Linked DNA regions of Homo sapiens: region 2 is linked to region 1. Evidence: chromatin loops called from intact Hi-C (ENCODE). Cell type or tissue: gastrocnemius medialis. All regions are shown on one strand. Region 1 overlaps FGD4 (FYVE, RhoGEF and PH domain containing 4). Region 2 overlaps FGD4 (FYVE, RhoGEF and PH domain containing 4).

Region 1 (5,000 bases):
CCTAGGCAACAGAATGAGACCTTGTCTCAAATAGGAAAAAAAAAAAGAAAAACAAAGAAAAAATCACAGCTACCAGCATACAAGGCTACAAAAAAAATTGGCTGTTTGAGGTTTCCCTCTTAATCTGTATTCATTTGTACCTGTTATTTCACTTTGAATTCAGGCTCGTACTCCCAAGCAGAGAAATGGTAGAAAATAATGAAAATTAAAAAAAAAAAGTGAAAAATCATAAATGAGGAAATTATGTTACCTAATTAAAAGAAAACAATCCTGTCATTAATTATTAATTATTTAATTATTTAATTTCAGTAGCAGAACTCCACACCCAAGCTCCTTAGAGCAGAGCTAGAAGATCAAGGCACCAGATACTCTCCAAGGTCCCTTTCAGCCCTAGGGACTCTGTTTCTGGTTTCCACTGCAATTTGCATTCTATTTTTATATGCTACATACTGTTCCAGGCACAAATAACCATGTAATATTTTTAATAGTACCTGATAAACTGATCATTTTAGTAAGAGTCCAGTAAACATTTATTTACACATTTACACACACCCACAGAAAGCAATCCTTGTATTCTGAGTCCACTGAAGACATCTCAGAAGCTCAATAAACACTGTTAACAGTACATGTTATTCCATACTAATTTAATAAACCAAGGACAAACTGTCTTTTCTTGCAAAAGACCCTAGCAATTAGATATTAAAATTTTCCTTGCACACTGCAGTGTATTTGTGACATATACTTGTGGCATGCATAAGATAAGCTAGTTCCAAAATAAACACAGTGGTAAATAGTAAGGAAAATCTAGTAACTACAGTTCCTCGTCTTAAGATCATGACATCTTTAGGCATTATTATTTCAAGTGTTACAGTCCTGAACTAAGTTAATGGACAAAAACAAGCCAAGGCACACTTATGCTAAACTATAAAATGTCTCACATATGTATCTCTGATTTCTAGTTAAAAAAAAAATTATAAACAATGTTAAAATGGAATACTTAAAACTTCACTGTTTTTCTTGGTAGAAATTATGTATTTGCTTATAAGAAACTTTCTAATGACATAATGTAGAAATAAATAAAAAACTGAGGATAGAAGCCTTATTCTGCTTTTTAAAATCTAGAGGTTTTCAAATAACTCAATCCCTTCATCAAGTCCACTCCTGCTCATTACAGAGCTTAGAATAGGATACACCAGTTCCTGTTCTCGCATTTTCATTTTGTCCCAAATATCATCCTGTCAACACAGAAACAATGCACATTCAAATAAGCATTTACAGAAAAAGCAAAAGAAGCCCAGCTCATTAGCTGACTGAAGACCTTTATGTTTCAAATACAAAAGGGGAGATGGAAGTCACAGACCACTCAAACAAGAAAACGGCAGGTTATTTGTTCCTTTAAAAAGGACTGCATCTTTTTGTGGAAGAGGATCTACTGGAATTATTTAGAAATATACAGCAGCTCTAATTTTTCTAAACATTTATCAATTCTTTCAGTATAGCTTTTGACTACTTTGGTCAAGTATTTCTAGATTAAGTACATTCTAGGGCATGAGGGCATGACCTGAACTTTATAACATTTTGATCAAAACAGATCCAAAATTAAATTAATGATAATATTTGGCAGCATCAATCTCATTAATAAGATTATGGATAAATCCTCCCACGAGTTACTTTGCTTTCTGAACCTATCTTTGAGTTTTGAGCAGAATAAATTCTCCCAAAGCTGGCAATTCCAACAACCAAGGGGTAGTATCCTTTTACTACAGTAGTCTCATGTGAGCCACTAAATAGAAATTACTCAGGTGCTATGAAAACAGAAAGAAGTAAAGAAAAATAGATTGACTAAAGGGTAACTGTTCATCCACTGTCCCCTTACAAATACATGCCTAGTCTCTGTTCCCCTGCAGCCACAAATTATGGCAATAGTCACATGGGTACATTCTAATCACATAGCAAAAGTATACACTATTACAGTGAAAAAATGGGCACAAGGTATCTCCTGAATTTCAAGCAATTTTAGATAGCTTTTAGTAATAACTATAGGAGAGCTATAATATTTGCCAAGATTTTATTGAAGTTATCTTTAAATAAACACTTGACATACTATTTTAGCAAAAACATCAGCTAGAAAAAGATATCTTCAGCTGTTAATGACAGTAATGCTTGCAGGGTTTTACACAACAGCTGAGAAGGTTGGATGGAGACTAGTGGTCTGCAAACTGAAAGTGCACTCGTCCACTGAAATGATTACTTTTTCTATTGTTATGCTACTACTACAGCAATCACAATAATTCCTTTTGCTTTTTAAGTATTCACAAAGAAAATAACAGGATAACAATCTAGTCTAGAACTCTGTGACTATCTGCTATTATTTAATTCATTTATAGCATAACTTTATGATTCAGAAGGCAAATATTTTCATACATGGAAGTTCTTAAAATGACAGAGGACTAAGTTTCCTGATTCAGGATACAGAAATCTTAGACTAGATCATGCTGCCTCCTAGAGGCCAAAGGTACATAAAAACACCTCTATTTCACAAAAAGTCTTTAATTTTAACAAAAATCACATACCCTCAAATTTGAGTCTTCATAAAAGCTGCACAGAACATGTCCTGCTTATTATCTTAAGGGACTCTATTTTCTAGTTTTTGGGTAAATACCTTTGTACGTTAAAATACTGAACTGATTAGGGAAAGTCTACTGCAAATGATCCAACCTTGAGGAGATAAAAGAAATGGCATAGATATTCTGCTATCACAGAAATGGAATATAATATTCCAAAATCTATACTATATGTTTAAATACAATTATCCTGGTATTTTAAAATAAACTATCTAAAAGGAATATACTACTATACTTCATGATACAGCCATATGTCTAAAAAGGCTCTAAATATAAATAAAAAATTTTATGTATAAGTATAATCTACTGAACAAAATGCATAAAGGTGTTTCAATAGAGCAAACATACTGACAATGAACACACATGCAATCAACTGTTGCTGCTAAATCCTCATTCACAATGTTATTGTCAAAGAAATTTGTAGAAAATACTGAGATGAATAAACTTCTTAATTCAAGGAAGTACAAGAACAATGCAATCTTCCTCGTTTCTTCTTGGCTGCCTGCTGCTTCATTGTGTTTGTATAATAAAAGATCTGGCAAGTTGCAAGTCTCAATGCATTCACATGGGCAATTCCATAGCAGAGTTACCTTGGGAATAAACATGCTCTCTGGCACAAAGAACCATTCTAAGTAGGTCAAAGCTCCCCCAAACTGTATTTAGATCACCAGATGTTTCAAAAAACACTTTAAAATTCTGTCACTTCACCCAGAAAGGAAGAAAAATTTAAAAATCACAGGATACACTGTCAGAACAAGAACACTGAGGATGAAAAAAGGCAACTTAAAAGAAAATGTTCTGAGACTCTAAATTGTACTGCGGTCAATTTAAGATACCAGCAAAATATTTGGTCAAAAGCATGCTTTATGATCCTATTGAATTTAATTTTTAAAAGTAAAACAAAACTACTACAATCAAAGACAAACAGGAATCAAAACTTACTTAAAACAATCATTTAGTATGAAGGAATCAGCAGCTGGGACCTATCACATTGACAGTATTTTAAAGCATTAGCGATTTTTAAAAAATAAAAGCTTAGAAAAGACTAGTGATTGGCCCTAACCTATGTGCCTATGAAATTAAGACCAACAACAACAACAAAAAGTTTTTAACCAGTAACTTGGTTTAAAAAATTCTCTTTGCTATAAAATCCTCAACTATAGGAAAATGTCTTAAGTGACAGAAGAAAGACCACTTCTCTTAAGGAAGAGAGGATGCTGCTCATTTCCACTCTGCTTTTTGGGCAACTGAGATTTTGCATTTCAAAGAACGAAAGGCTAATCCCTTAATGAAGGTACTAGAAAGAGTAAAAACCCTTGCATGCGGTACAAATGCTCATTCCTTCAAGTCACTCCCATATTACTCATCCAGTGTGAATGTTAGAGAAAAGAACATTGCTCTGCTCCTGGAACACAGAGAACTTGTCTCTCATGTCTCGTTATCAGTGTGCCTATTTCTCCTCAATGCTATCAGGAATTTAATAACTGGCTACCAGGTTAGGAAATAAACCTTTTTTTTTTTAATCATTTCACATTTTATCTTCAGTTGGGGCTTTTTATTAACAGCTAAACACTCACAGAAATCGAGTCCACAATCTTTCCCTGGTGGCAAGAGTCCACTTACAAAGAAAACCGTGGAATTATTCTTGATGAGAAGGAAATAAATAACACCACCTAAAATATTTTTAGATGCAAATCAGACTCCTAATATAAAGATAGTTTTGATCCATTCATTCAACAAATATTTAATGAACTCTATACATCAGTTGTTCAGTTAGGTACTGGGTGTGGATTAGTAAATACAACAGGTGTGAGCCTTCCCTCCTCAATCTAAAGAATGAGATAAATGAAAATCTAAAAAATAAAGTATGATAATAATTATAGAAAAAAGTTTTTGAAAGCCTGAAACAATGAGCCCAAGTTAGGCTTCTTCTAAGCAAGTTGGGCAAGTTAATTATCTGTCTGAACACCATTTTGCTTCTCTGTAGGATGAGCACACAAAATTTATCAGCCAAACTGGAGTTCTTATCCAGGACTAATGATAAATTAAGAGATCCTAGGCTGGGTGCAGTGGCTCACACCTGTAATCCCAGCACTTTGGGATGCCGAGGCAGGTGGATCACTTGAGGCCAGGAGTTCGACACCAGTCTGGCCAACATGGCAAAACCCCATCTCTACTAAAAATACAAAAATTAGTCAGGCATGATGGCGCATACCTGTGATCCCAGCTACTCGGGAGGCTGAGACACAAGAATTGCTTAAACCCAGGAGGTGGAGTCTGCAGTGAGCCAAGACTGTGCCACTCTGCTCCAGCCTGGGCAACAGAGTGAGGCTCTACATTTAAAAAAAAAAAAATATATATATATCTATATTATAT
Region 2 (5,000 bases), 100 kb before region 1:
AAAAAACCCAATCAACTTTCTATTGAGTAAAAAAAACCCAAAAAATTCTTAATCCAATTCATTATTAAATAATATTGATTAGAAACCACATTTGGGCCAGGTGCGGTGGCTCATGCCTGTAATCCCAGCACTCTGGGAGGCCAAGGCGGGTGGATCACCTGAGGTCAGGAGTTCAAGACCAGCCTGGCCAACATGGTAAAACCCCGTCTCTACTAAAAATACAAAAATTAGCCAGATGTGGTGGTGGGCGCCTGTAATCCTAGCTACTCAGGAGGGTGAGACAGGAGAATCACCTGAACCCAGGATGGGGGGAGGTTGCAGTGAGCTGAGATCGCACCATTGCACTCCAGCCTGGGCAACAAGAGTGAAACTCCATCTCAAAAAAAAAAAAAAAAAAAAAAAAAACAAAACCCAACAAAGAAACCACATTTCTGCTTTATTTTCTGTTGCTCTCCTTAAAATTTATCTTGGTAAAACAGATTTTGGAAAATATCAAGAGTTCCAAGTATTGTCTCAACAGTTCTTTCAGAGCCAATACCAAAACAGAAATTAAATGACGCTAGGAATTTGAGACCAGCCTGGGCAACATAAGACCCTGCCTTTACTTAAAAAAAATAAAAATTAGCTGGGCATGGTGGTGCGCGCTTGTGGTCCCAGCTACTGGGGAGGTTGAGGTGAGAGGATCTCTTGAGCCCAGGAGGTTGAGGAAGCAGTGAGCTATAATCACACCACTGCACTCCAGCCTGGTCAACAGAGGGAGACCTTGCAACTCTGAGAAAAGAAAAAAAAAGGCAGGGGTGGTCCTCATCAGACATACTTCTGCTAAAATGGTTTATCAGCGAGATTAAGCATTGTTTAGTAAAATATAACAAGAATTTAGAAGGCAAAAGTAATGAAAGATTGACAGATTATTATTAAAATTATAAAAAGGCTGGGTGCAGTGGCTCACGTAATCTCAACACTTTGCGAGGCTGAGGCAGGCAGATCACTTAAGCCCAGGAGTTTGAGACCAGGTAGGCAGCCATGGCAAAATCCTGTCTCTTCAAAAAAATACAAAAAACATTAACTGGGTGTGGTGGCATACATCTGTAGTCCCAGCTACTTAGAAGGCCGAGGTGCGAGGATGGCTTAAACCTGGGAGTTTGAGGCCACAGTGAGCCGTGATCACACCATTGCGCTGCACTCCAAAATGAGTGACAGAGCGAGACACCATCTCAAAATAAATAAAATTATAAACAGAAGAAATACAGTTGAAACCTTTACATGTGTAAGCTTATCTATCTTCTTGGAAAAAAGTATGTGAAATAGGCAAAGTATATCCCTAAAATCCACAACACATCATGCAACCACTTGGCCTTTCAGGGGGAAAATCTGGATGCTTTTTCACAGTGATACTAAGAATGGCTTAAAGGCCACCTTTGAGCCTACTAAAGGCCACCTCCCGGGGTCTAGTGAAGGATGGCTGTACAGGCCCCAACAGTGCAGAGCCACAGCTCAACTACAAACTAGAGGAAGAAACTAATGTAATTGTAAATTGAGACCCTGAGACATCATCAATTTATAAGAGAAAGCAGCAACAATACTACACAAAGGGGGCAGTTAATGGGTTAAATGAGAAAACAAATTACGTTGAGTCTTTTTAAAAAGGTCATCACCATTACACATTAAAATATGAAAAATGTTTGACAGTCTATTTAGAAATAAAACATGTCTTACCTAAATATTAATTTGAATGAAAACTAGGCACTTAATTTCTAGACAGCAAACTTTCAGGGTATGGTAGGTTTCGCAAGTGTCATGTTTACAGAGAATATCTCCCACGAATGTGCCAAAATGCGTGCAATAAGAGATCAACTGTGCATCTATTTTTAAAATAAGTTCATCAAAGTCATGATTACACATCTTTTGCCAGAGGCAATTAGATCAACATTTCAGAACATTGTTTATTAAAACAAGTCTCTAAATTTCAGCCACTATCACAAAGCATGAAAACATGGTGAAGGACACAGAGAACATTTACATTTTTAAACATTTGTTTAAAAAAACAAAAAGGCAATGACAAATACATAGAGATCATACGTGGCTGCAAGGCTAAAAATACTATTAATAATTATTTGGCCCTTTACAGGAAAAAAATGTACGGACCACTGGTATAGGTTAAACAAATCATGGTAAAAGAAGTTTGCCTAAAAGAAGCACCCTTTCATTAAACACTTCATCTGCTAACATCTTGGATAATAGCAACAAAAACTGAAACTTTTTGTTTGTTTATGACTGACTTAGCCTACTCATATTTGGAAACAGTCCTTATTTGGGTGTCAGTTGCCTAACAGGGAATTGAAACCAAAATTGTAACCAGATGGTCTCTCATTCAAGAAGTTTTACATTAACTCTAGAGGTTCTTTGATTGCAAATTACAATATCAAGAAGAACCAGTAGGGCTGATTTATAATTATAAACAGTTACCTTAGAAACAGCCATAACAAATTACAGTATGTTAGTTAGCATGGGGAAGGAGAGGTATCCGATTTAAATACTATCTCCTCTTGAGGACTGGTCATCTTTTTAACCACTTTTTAGTATTAACCCATTTTGTACTCTGACCTTGGGTTGCTGACCTATGCTTGCTGGGTTGTATCTCCTATAGGAATCCCTAGACATACGCCAACCTCAAATATTCTCAATTAGCCTCACTGTTGACTGATATAGCTCCCTCGTTCCAACTGCAGAGGTTGCCACTATGGCTTAACTTTCCTTTATCTGTCTTTTTTGGCATTTAAACAGTCATGCGCTAAGTCACACTTTTGTGTGGTAGATATGCCCTACGATTGGTTAGGGTGACTTTTGGCTACTATTTGCTAGACTCTGTTATAGGCTGTTATATTACATTTTACCAAATCATTCTTGAATTATTGTTTCGCATTTTAAGTTTGGACCCTCTCTTTGGCTATCCATTGCAAAATCCACTCAGTTCTCTGATTCTTCGAGCCTGACCTCTTACCACAGTGTCCATGAGCTCAGATCACAGCTTTATACGGTCTTGCTTATACTGTCTCATCCATCCATGCACTGGGTCTCTAGCCCAGGAGATCTCAATGGGGTCCACCCTTTGGGACAAGCATCTCTTGGATTTAAGAGGGAAGACACAGTTTTCTAGGGTAGACGATCTTTATGGGAGCATATTGTCCATAAGGATAAACATACTTTAAAAAACCAAAAACCACTTTATTTGCATTTAGTTTTCACTGTCTCCTTAGTGTACTACAACCTGTGAGAATTACTTAGATTTGTCTTGCATGACTTTTGGCACCATAGCACTTTTGAAGAACATGGTCAGGTATTTTGTGGAATGTCCCTCAAATTGGGTTTCTGTTATTTTCTCATTATGAGACTGTGGTTATGGGTTTGGGGTAAGAATATCACAGAGGCAATGCACCCATCTCACTTTATTATATTAATATCACTGCATGATAGCAATATGATTATCATGTGATGTTAACCCTGGTCGGCTGATGAGGTGGCATCTACCAGGTTTCTCTACTGTAAAACATTATTATAAAACATTTTTCAACAGTCTTCTATCATAACTCCCAAAACTCCCCCATTTGTCCCATAGATTGCAGATTACATCTCCCATATGCTAGCTAAAACACCTAGATTAAGAGATCAATTGCCTTTTTTAAAAAAAAGACATTAAGGTTATAAAACTCATAGTTTACAACTCTCTTGCTATGGGGAACAAATCCATAGCCAGGAAATTTATTTGAGTGTTATTTCAAACAGCTCCCCAAACTTCTAAACCTGAATAATAAATTTTCTAGAAACATAATTATCAAGCCACAAAGGTTCTTCAAAAAGAAAATCTGATGAAGAGTTAAAGAAAGTTCCTTGGACCTAGGAACTGCATGCACTTCTAGGACTCTAATCTACAGTAATAGCCCTGTACATGTAAAGGTAAATATAACACTATAGAACATATGCAGCAGACTGGGAATATTTCCAAAATATAAATAATTGAGAGGTCTCCAAGACATTATTAAACTGTAGAATATGTATAATATCTCAGTTTTTAAAAAGAATAAGTTATAGACAAATGTATAGAAATGTACTGAAAGAGAGGGAAGATAGCACACCAAATGTAACTTTGGGAATTGCAGATGGAGGTGAGGTGAGAGAATGAATGAGAATTTTCATATTTTGGTCTGTTAACAGCTATATCATTTAAATCTTTTATAATAAAAATGTATTTATATATCACTTATATTTTTAAAAATCTATGAAAGTCACCAAGTATACATATCACAGAGACTTTTAAAAAAGCATATCCCTGCTGGGCATCGTGGCGCAGGCCTGTAATCCCAACACTTTGGGAGGGTGAGGCGGGCAGATCACCTGAGGTCAGGAGTTCAAGACCAGCCTGGGAAACATGGTGAAACCCAGTTTCTACTAAAAATACAAAAAGTAGCTGGTCATGATGGTGGGTACCTGTAATCTCAGCTACTCAGGAGACTGAGGTGGGAGAATTGCTTGAATCCGGGAGGCGGAGGTTGCAGTGAGCCAAGACTGTGCCACTGCACACCAGCCTAGGTGACAGAGTGAGACTCCATCTTAAAAACAAAAAACAAAAACATATCCCTTACATTTGTACATCCATGTTCACAGCAGCATTAATTCACAATAGTCAAAGAGTAGAAGCAGGCCTGGCGCAGCAGCTCACACCTGTAATCCCAACACTTTGGGAGGCTGTGTCGCCCACCACCATGTGCAGCTAATTTTTGTATTTTTTAGTAGAGACAGGGTTTCACCACGTCGGCCAGGCTGGTCTCGAACTCCTGACTTCAGGTGATCCACCCACCTTGGCCTCCCAAAGTGCTGGGATTACAGGTGTGAGCCACTGCGCCCAGCAGGAAATTCTATCATATGCTACAGCATGGATGAATCTTGAGGACATACATAATGCTAAGTGAAATAAGCCAGTTACAAAAAGAGAAATACTGTAT

Evidence for each region. Hi-C counts contacts between places; a loop is a spot of excess contacts. Peaks named below come from ENCODE experiments on the same cell type or tissue, not always from the same donor. Only the 100,000 strongest peaks of a DNase experiment are listed, where the experiment ranks them.
Region 2: it touches region 1 in a loop (4-fold over the local background); 11 of 110 quality-filtered maps call a loop at or near these places.

What each region holds. Positions count from the first base shown.
Region 1 is chr12:32,453,216-32,458,215 of GRCh38, reverse strand. All of the region lies in intron 1 of FGD4 (FYVE, RhoGEF and PH domain containing 4), which reads right to left. Among named protein-coding and RNA genes, the nearest start is that of FGD4, 56 kb to the right of the region's middle. RefSeq lists an enhancer at 4,318-5,000. In gastrocnemius medialis, a CTCF peak has its summit at 2,511 (motif pointing left); no DNase peak of the experiment used is centred here; H3K4me3 peaks cover 1,205 bases; H3K27ac peaks cover 4,846 bases.
Region 2 is chr12:32,556,481-32,561,480 of GRCh38, reverse strand. The region is part of intron 1 of FGD4 (FYVE, RhoGEF and PH domain containing 4); the gene reads right to left. Among named protein-coding and RNA genes, the nearest start is that of DNM1L, 120 kb to the left of the region's middle. In gastrocnemius medialis, a CTCF peak has its summit at 2,476; no DNase peak of the experiment used is centred here; H3K4me3 peaks cover 957 bases; H3K27ac peaks cover 5,000 bases.